Regions from separate parts of the Homo sapiens genome. Here region 2 is linked to region 1. The links are chromatin loops, found by intact Hi-C in ENCODE. Cell type or tissue: mammary epithelial cell. All regions are shown on one strand. Each heading gives the region's core, and the rest is flanking DNA. Links, peaks and the distances in the headings are about the cores only. Region 1 overlaps PBX1 (PBX homeobox 1). Region 2 overlaps PBX1 (PBX homeobox 1).

Region 1 (2,913 bases), core at 136-2,635:
TATGGTGTGACTTCCTTTATTCACTAAATGTCTTTCTGATAAGCTGTGCATGAATTATATGATTGGAAAGCAAATCATATTAGAATCCACTAGTGGAGTCTGGCTAGGATATCCATTGTAATCCTCCTAGTAAGTCATAAGATCTATTCACAATCACCCCTTTAGTTATGCACGGTTTCCTTAAATCATAATATATCTTGTTAGAGTTTTTAAACTACTAATGTCCATTCTAGTATGGTGATATGTATGATAGCTGTGTCCTGCCTGGATTCATGCAGTCACATATATATGATATACCTTTTTTTGAACATATGACAATATGCATAGCCCCTATTTGGTGAACTGTCTTCTCTACAAATTATAGCCTTGGTGCTTTACAAGGTTAAATAACACAGTCTCTAATTTAAGTAACAGTGAGAACCAGGAAGATTTAAACAGTCTGAGTCAGGCACACATAACCCTACCCTCAAAAGCACTCATAGCTAAGTGGGGGAATCTTGCTGAAGTCTTGTTAACTTCCTGGGTTTCAAAGTCCCACTTCCAGGTACCATGGATGAGGCAGCAGGCATGCAATTACAGAAAAATAAACCTTTAGTCAAACAAAAGAAGCCACTGAAAGAACTGAAAACCCCTTCCTAGTCCCAGCTAAATTCCCAGGGAAGATTTAGGACCTGTGTTTGTCCTGAGTTAGTGGATGGTCTTGGCCAGTTTGCCATCTGTAGTGGTGAGTTGAAAGGGACTGTGGGCTCTGGAGGCTGAAAGGGAGTGAGCAGGAACAACATGAAACAGCAAATGTCAGGGAAGTCAGTAAGCCCTGAATCTTTTATGAGACCTTGGATATTCTGATCACAGCTCCGCTGGCATCGAGATTGGAATACAGATTATGGGAGGGAGCGTCTGTGACATGAAGCCCTGGCTTAAATCTTCCCAAGGTTTTAACGTGCCTTACCATATGAATATTTTGTTATTTTATTTGGCAGTATTTCCACAGGAGGCCAGGAAGGAGAGCACTGAGTAAGCCAGGGGTAGGGCAAATCTAGAGATGGGAGAGATTAGAACAGTATTGTGGCTAATGAGACTAACACCACTGAGGTGTGTGTGTGTGTGTGTGTGTGTGAGAGAGAGAGAGAGAGAGAGAGAGAGAGAGAGAGAGAAAGTGCTGAATCCCCTGTAATCCTGTCTCATACAAGGCCCTGGTGCTAAAACCACTGTAACTGTTTATGAATTCACTCCAGCTACATAGTGAGAGGAAGGAAAGAGAATAAGAAGAACCCAATGCTGGAATGAATTTATGCTTAAGAGCTTGTCTCGGGAATGCAGCTGGGTTTAAGAGTCGCCAAGCCAAGACACCCTTTTTGGGAAAAGGGAAAAGAAAAGGAAAGGAAGATAAAAACCCAGGAGACTGGAGGGACAGTGGGAGGAAGAGGAAAGAAAACGTGCTGCTCCCAGATGGGGAAGCCTTGTCTGAGTGAAATGGCATTATAGGTTGTCTGGGTGTTAGCCCCTTAAAGTGGTTTAATTTCCCACTAAATAGAGATCACTGTGAGGACTAAGAACCAAGCAAATGCTTTCGATTGCGCTATCTTGATTAGAAGCCCTGCATTAAGGCAAGAGCATTGGCAGAGCCCGAGAGAGCTGAGGCACCCTGAGGCATGCAGCAAGGTCCATGGCAGGCTAGACTTCAAGTGGCTTTGCCGGAGCATGACTTACAGCAGATTTGATGGCCTGGATTTTGCTTTTCCACACCTGTCCCCATCTGGTAGGCCATGCTGTCTCGTAGCCAACCTGCAAGTCAGTTAGGTGAGGCCGAGTGACCTCAGCCTGATGCAGGCCACAGAAGCAGAGCGAGGCAGAGTGACTAAGTGACTGCTGGAATCCTAGTAAAGCAGGGATAGGAACCAGAGTTCCTGGACTGCACGCAGCCTTTTCTTTGGTAAGAGAGGTTGACTACTGTAGTAGCTGTGTAAGGGGCAGATAGAGATGAGTGAGAGATGGTCATTCCTAAGTAAGAAATATTTATCAGATGACTGTTATGTGTCAGGAGCTGGGCTAAGTGCTTTACACATATATAGTCTTTTTTTAAAAAAAATATTTTCTTTTCTTTTAATTTAGTTTCAGGGGGGTACATATGCAGGTTTGTTAACATAGGCATATTATATAATGCTGGGGTTTGGGCTTCTATTGAATCCCTCACCCAAATAATGAACACAGCACTCAAGAGAGTGTTTTTCAGCCCTTGCCCTTTCCCTCCCTCCTCCTTTTTGGAAACCCCAGTATCTATTGTTGCCATCTTTACGTTCATGTATACCCATTGTTTAGCTCCCACTTGTAAGTGTGAATGTGCAGTATTTGATTTTTTGTTTCTGCGTTAAATCACTTAGGATAATGGCCTCCGGCTGCATCCATCAACATATACAATCTTTACAACAAATATATGGCACAGGTACTGTGATTATATTATACCCATTTTAGGGATAAGGAAACTGAGGCTAAAGAAGTAACCAAGACAAAGTTAGAAAATGCCAAGTTTGAATCTAGGCTATCTCCAAAATACTTGGCCTTGAACACCCATTTGAGCAGGTTTGCACTGAATCTGTTTCTTCATTTTAAGCACTACTTATTGAGTGCTGACTGTATGCCAGGTACCATGGTAGGTGCTGGGGATACTGACTAGAGGAAGACAGTGTCCTAGTCCTTGAGGTGTACACACAGCCGCGGAGACACCCCAGCAAATCAGCGATGGCAGTGGTGCCATAGATACTCTGAGAAGTAGTCACGGTACTCATGGGGCCTGCTACTTCATAATGTCAGTGACGTGGCAGACACAGGAAGGCTGCAGCACACCTAACTTTGTTGGTCACTTTTGTCTATCTGCTACTCTCAAGGCTCCATTTGTCTCTGTTGTGTAACTCT
Region 2 (2,913 bases), core at 245-2,744, 70 kb before region 1:
CTTATTTCAGCTTGGAACAAGGTGCATGAGCCCAGCTTGTTTGTTGCATGTGGGAAGTGTATATTTTTAGTTGCCTTGTAGAGTGGCTTTCCACCTCATTTATGAAATTGGCTTTTTATTTTTATCCTTTTCTCTTTTTCCCTTTCACCAGAGTTGGAACGTGAAGCACAGTTTCTACTTGCTGACGTAGTATTTCCTCTTGATTTTTAGTGGGGTTGGGGTGTTTTATGAGTACTAAGGTCACATTGAACTTTGGACACCTAGTCACCTTGTTGCTGGCTGCAGAGAAGAGCTTGAGAAGGAGACAGAAATCTTCTCGTCTTCTCATCATGGCTTTGACAAATGCCCAGGGAGACTGCAACTTTCTTCTCAACTTGGCTGTAACACTGGAGCCCTTGGCCACTTAGAAGGCCTGAGTTTTTTTATATTTTCCACCAAGCTGCTGATTCTAAACTGTGGTGGGGTTTCTTTCATGGCCAGAATGGGGAGAAACCGTGGGCTGAGTTGGGGATGTGTGGTTTGTGTGTGTTTATGTGTGATCACTGAAGTGTAGGATATGGTAGGAGGATGGCTTAGGACTTCCATTTTGGTTTCTTATTACACAGCAATAAAGTAAATGGGGCTTAGTATAACTTTGCACTTATAGAAATGTAGCTCAATTTAAGAAACAAAACTCCGCCAACAGGAGTGCTCAGTATCTTCAGCTTGGGAAACTGACCTCGTTAATTTTAATGAGGGGAAAAATTCTCCAGCTGGGGCTGAGAAGAAAATGAAATACCAATGAGGTTATCACTTTGGATGATCTCACTGAATTCAGACTATACTTGGAACGATGCTTGGAGAATTTTCTAAAATCCTATGGAGAGATTTAGAAGAAAATGCATATGCCCTTGATAGTATTGACAGACTGCTTTCCCTGATAGGCAGAGCCGAACTCTATATAGTGCCTCCTAAAGGGGTCATTTGAAAAGTTAACATATTAAAAAGTTGGACCAAAGTAAAACTGAGAGAAAAAATGGATTAACGTGATTCTTATGTGGGTCTAGCGTGAAAGCAGCGGGGCTGGTCGGACGGTGGCTGAGGCCGTTGACTATAAGCCAGGGGCTCCTGAGTTCAAGTGCCTACTGGGATGCTAACTTCCTGTGGGATTTTGGGCATCTGTTTTTTATCGACCAAAGGCAGGAGGTAGGGTGAGGGAGTCCTGTTATTCAGTAGGCAGCTATTTGATTTGCTCAATAAGTTGATGACTTTGGCCCTGCTGCTGAGGAGTGACAGATTGTGACCAATGAGGTTAAGATGACTGTAGGACAAGTTTGCCCTCAGTGAGGAGAGGCCTGCCAAGTTCCACTGACGTTTGGTTGGGGACCACAGAAAGAAACATCACCATTCAAGGTATTTGGCCCTTATTTTGTCCTAGTTCACTAAATGGCAGATCCTGGGGAGGAGATTATTTCACCAGTGGATTCTTCAGAGGTATGGGGGCAGACAGAACAGGCTTTCTTCTCCAAAAGTTCAAGCTTGCTGACTCAAGCTTCTTACTCATCTCTCTGGCATGTCACTGCACTCAGGAGAAGATTTGTGCAACTATCAGGTGCAAACTCAAGTATCACCAAAGGGATACTTTCTGATTAAATAGAGCCATCGTGCTCTGGGGACCATCTCAATATCAGTGGAATATTGAGGGGGTCTATTAATGTTTATACGTTCCTTCGAAATTCAGCCTTTTTCTTTGAAAGCTGTAAGGCAGCAGTTAAGGGCACTCGTACTGCTGCTATGGCTGTGTGTGTATGTGATGGGAAAGGCTGGTTGCCAAGCAGCGGAGAATGGACATAATCATGCTGCCTAGCAACAGCGGCAGCGTGGTCACTTGCGCAGATTTCTGCGCCTCTTCCTGTTTGGTCTGCTGGAAAATACAGATGGCTTCTATGGGTCGCTCTCTGCCCTAGCCATAGTGAGAGGTAGGAAAACATTATGAACCAGGGTGGAAAAATACACAAGTGCATGTTTTAAAGTGATTCGTTTCCAAACTGCCTAGGGCTGAGCAGGGATTCTTACATAGCATTCCTCAGTTTCCCCTTTGAAGATATTGTGCACTGGCACGTTGACTTGTAAGCAGGAAGAGGAATCTTTGAAAAGTGCTAGGCCCCTCTGGGTGCTGCCTCTACTGAGCCCGAGCCTTTACTCTGCATGTGTGAATATAAAGCCACCAGTTTTCTGATAAAGACACACACATACACTCACACACACTCACACCATGGGTGAAAACGACAAGTGGAGCAGAGCGTGACTACTGATTGTTCTTTGAGGCCGGAGGAACAAAGCAGTCAGGAGCGATAAAGGCAGGTGATCCCTGCTGGTTTGCCCTTTCTCCCAGCTCTGACCGTCACCGTCACACATGACATTCTTGAATGAGGTCACCTGCTCACTACAGATTCTAAAAGGGGCTTGCTTGGCAAAGACCTCCAGGGTCAGAGTGCCGGCCTTTACTGTTTTTGGCAGTTGTGTGCATGGAACATTGGAAGCGTTTGGAACGGAATGCTTAAGGAAGATATTATTTGGCAGCAAGAAAAAGGGAGTGTGCAGACTCCCCCTACCCCTCCTGGGATGAGTAGGTACTGCCTGCCCGTTTTTTCTCTACAGGAGTTGAATAGTAGCCAGAGTACAGGCTTGGCATCAGAAGGCCTTAGTTCAATCCTTATCTCTTCTACCTACCAGCAGTGTGGCTTTATGCAAGCTCTTGTTCATCTGAACCTTACCGCTCTTGTCTGTAAGGGATAGCAATATCGGTTTTACAGAGTGGGCTGAAAGGTTAAAAGAGGCGCTAGTTCTTTTTGGCATGCAGCAAGTATAAAGTAATTGTTGCTGTTCACCTCCTCTCCATGATTAAAGAGTAGGAAGTTGGGAAAAGAAGGT

What was found. Peaks named below come from ENCODE experiments on the same cell type or tissue, not always from the same donor. Only the 100,000 strongest peaks of a DNase experiment are listed, where the experiment ranks them.
Region 2: a loop joins it to region 1, with 2.0 times the contacts of the local background. A loop is called at or near these places in 15 of 110 quality-filtered maps.

What each region holds. Positions count from the first base shown.
Region 1 is chr1:164,706,303-164,709,215 of GRCh38, forward strand. All of the region lies in intron 2 of PBX1 (PBX homeobox 1), which reads left to right. Among named protein-coding and RNA genes, the nearest start is that of PBX1-AS1, 67 kb to the right of the region's middle. In mammary epithelial cell, for the core only: no CTCF peak of the experiment used is centred there; DNase peaks (open chromatin) are centred at 1,089 and 1,859; H3K27ac peaks cover 943 bases.
Region 2 is chr1:164,636,347-164,639,259 of GRCh38, forward strand. All of the region lies in intron 2 of PBX1 (PBX homeobox 1), which reads left to right. Among named protein-coding and RNA genes, the nearest start is that of PBX1, 79 kb to the left of the region's middle. In mammary epithelial cell, for the core only: no CTCF peak of the experiment used is centred there; DNase peaks (open chromatin) are centred at 1,555 and 1,805; H3K27ac peaks cover 1,919 bases.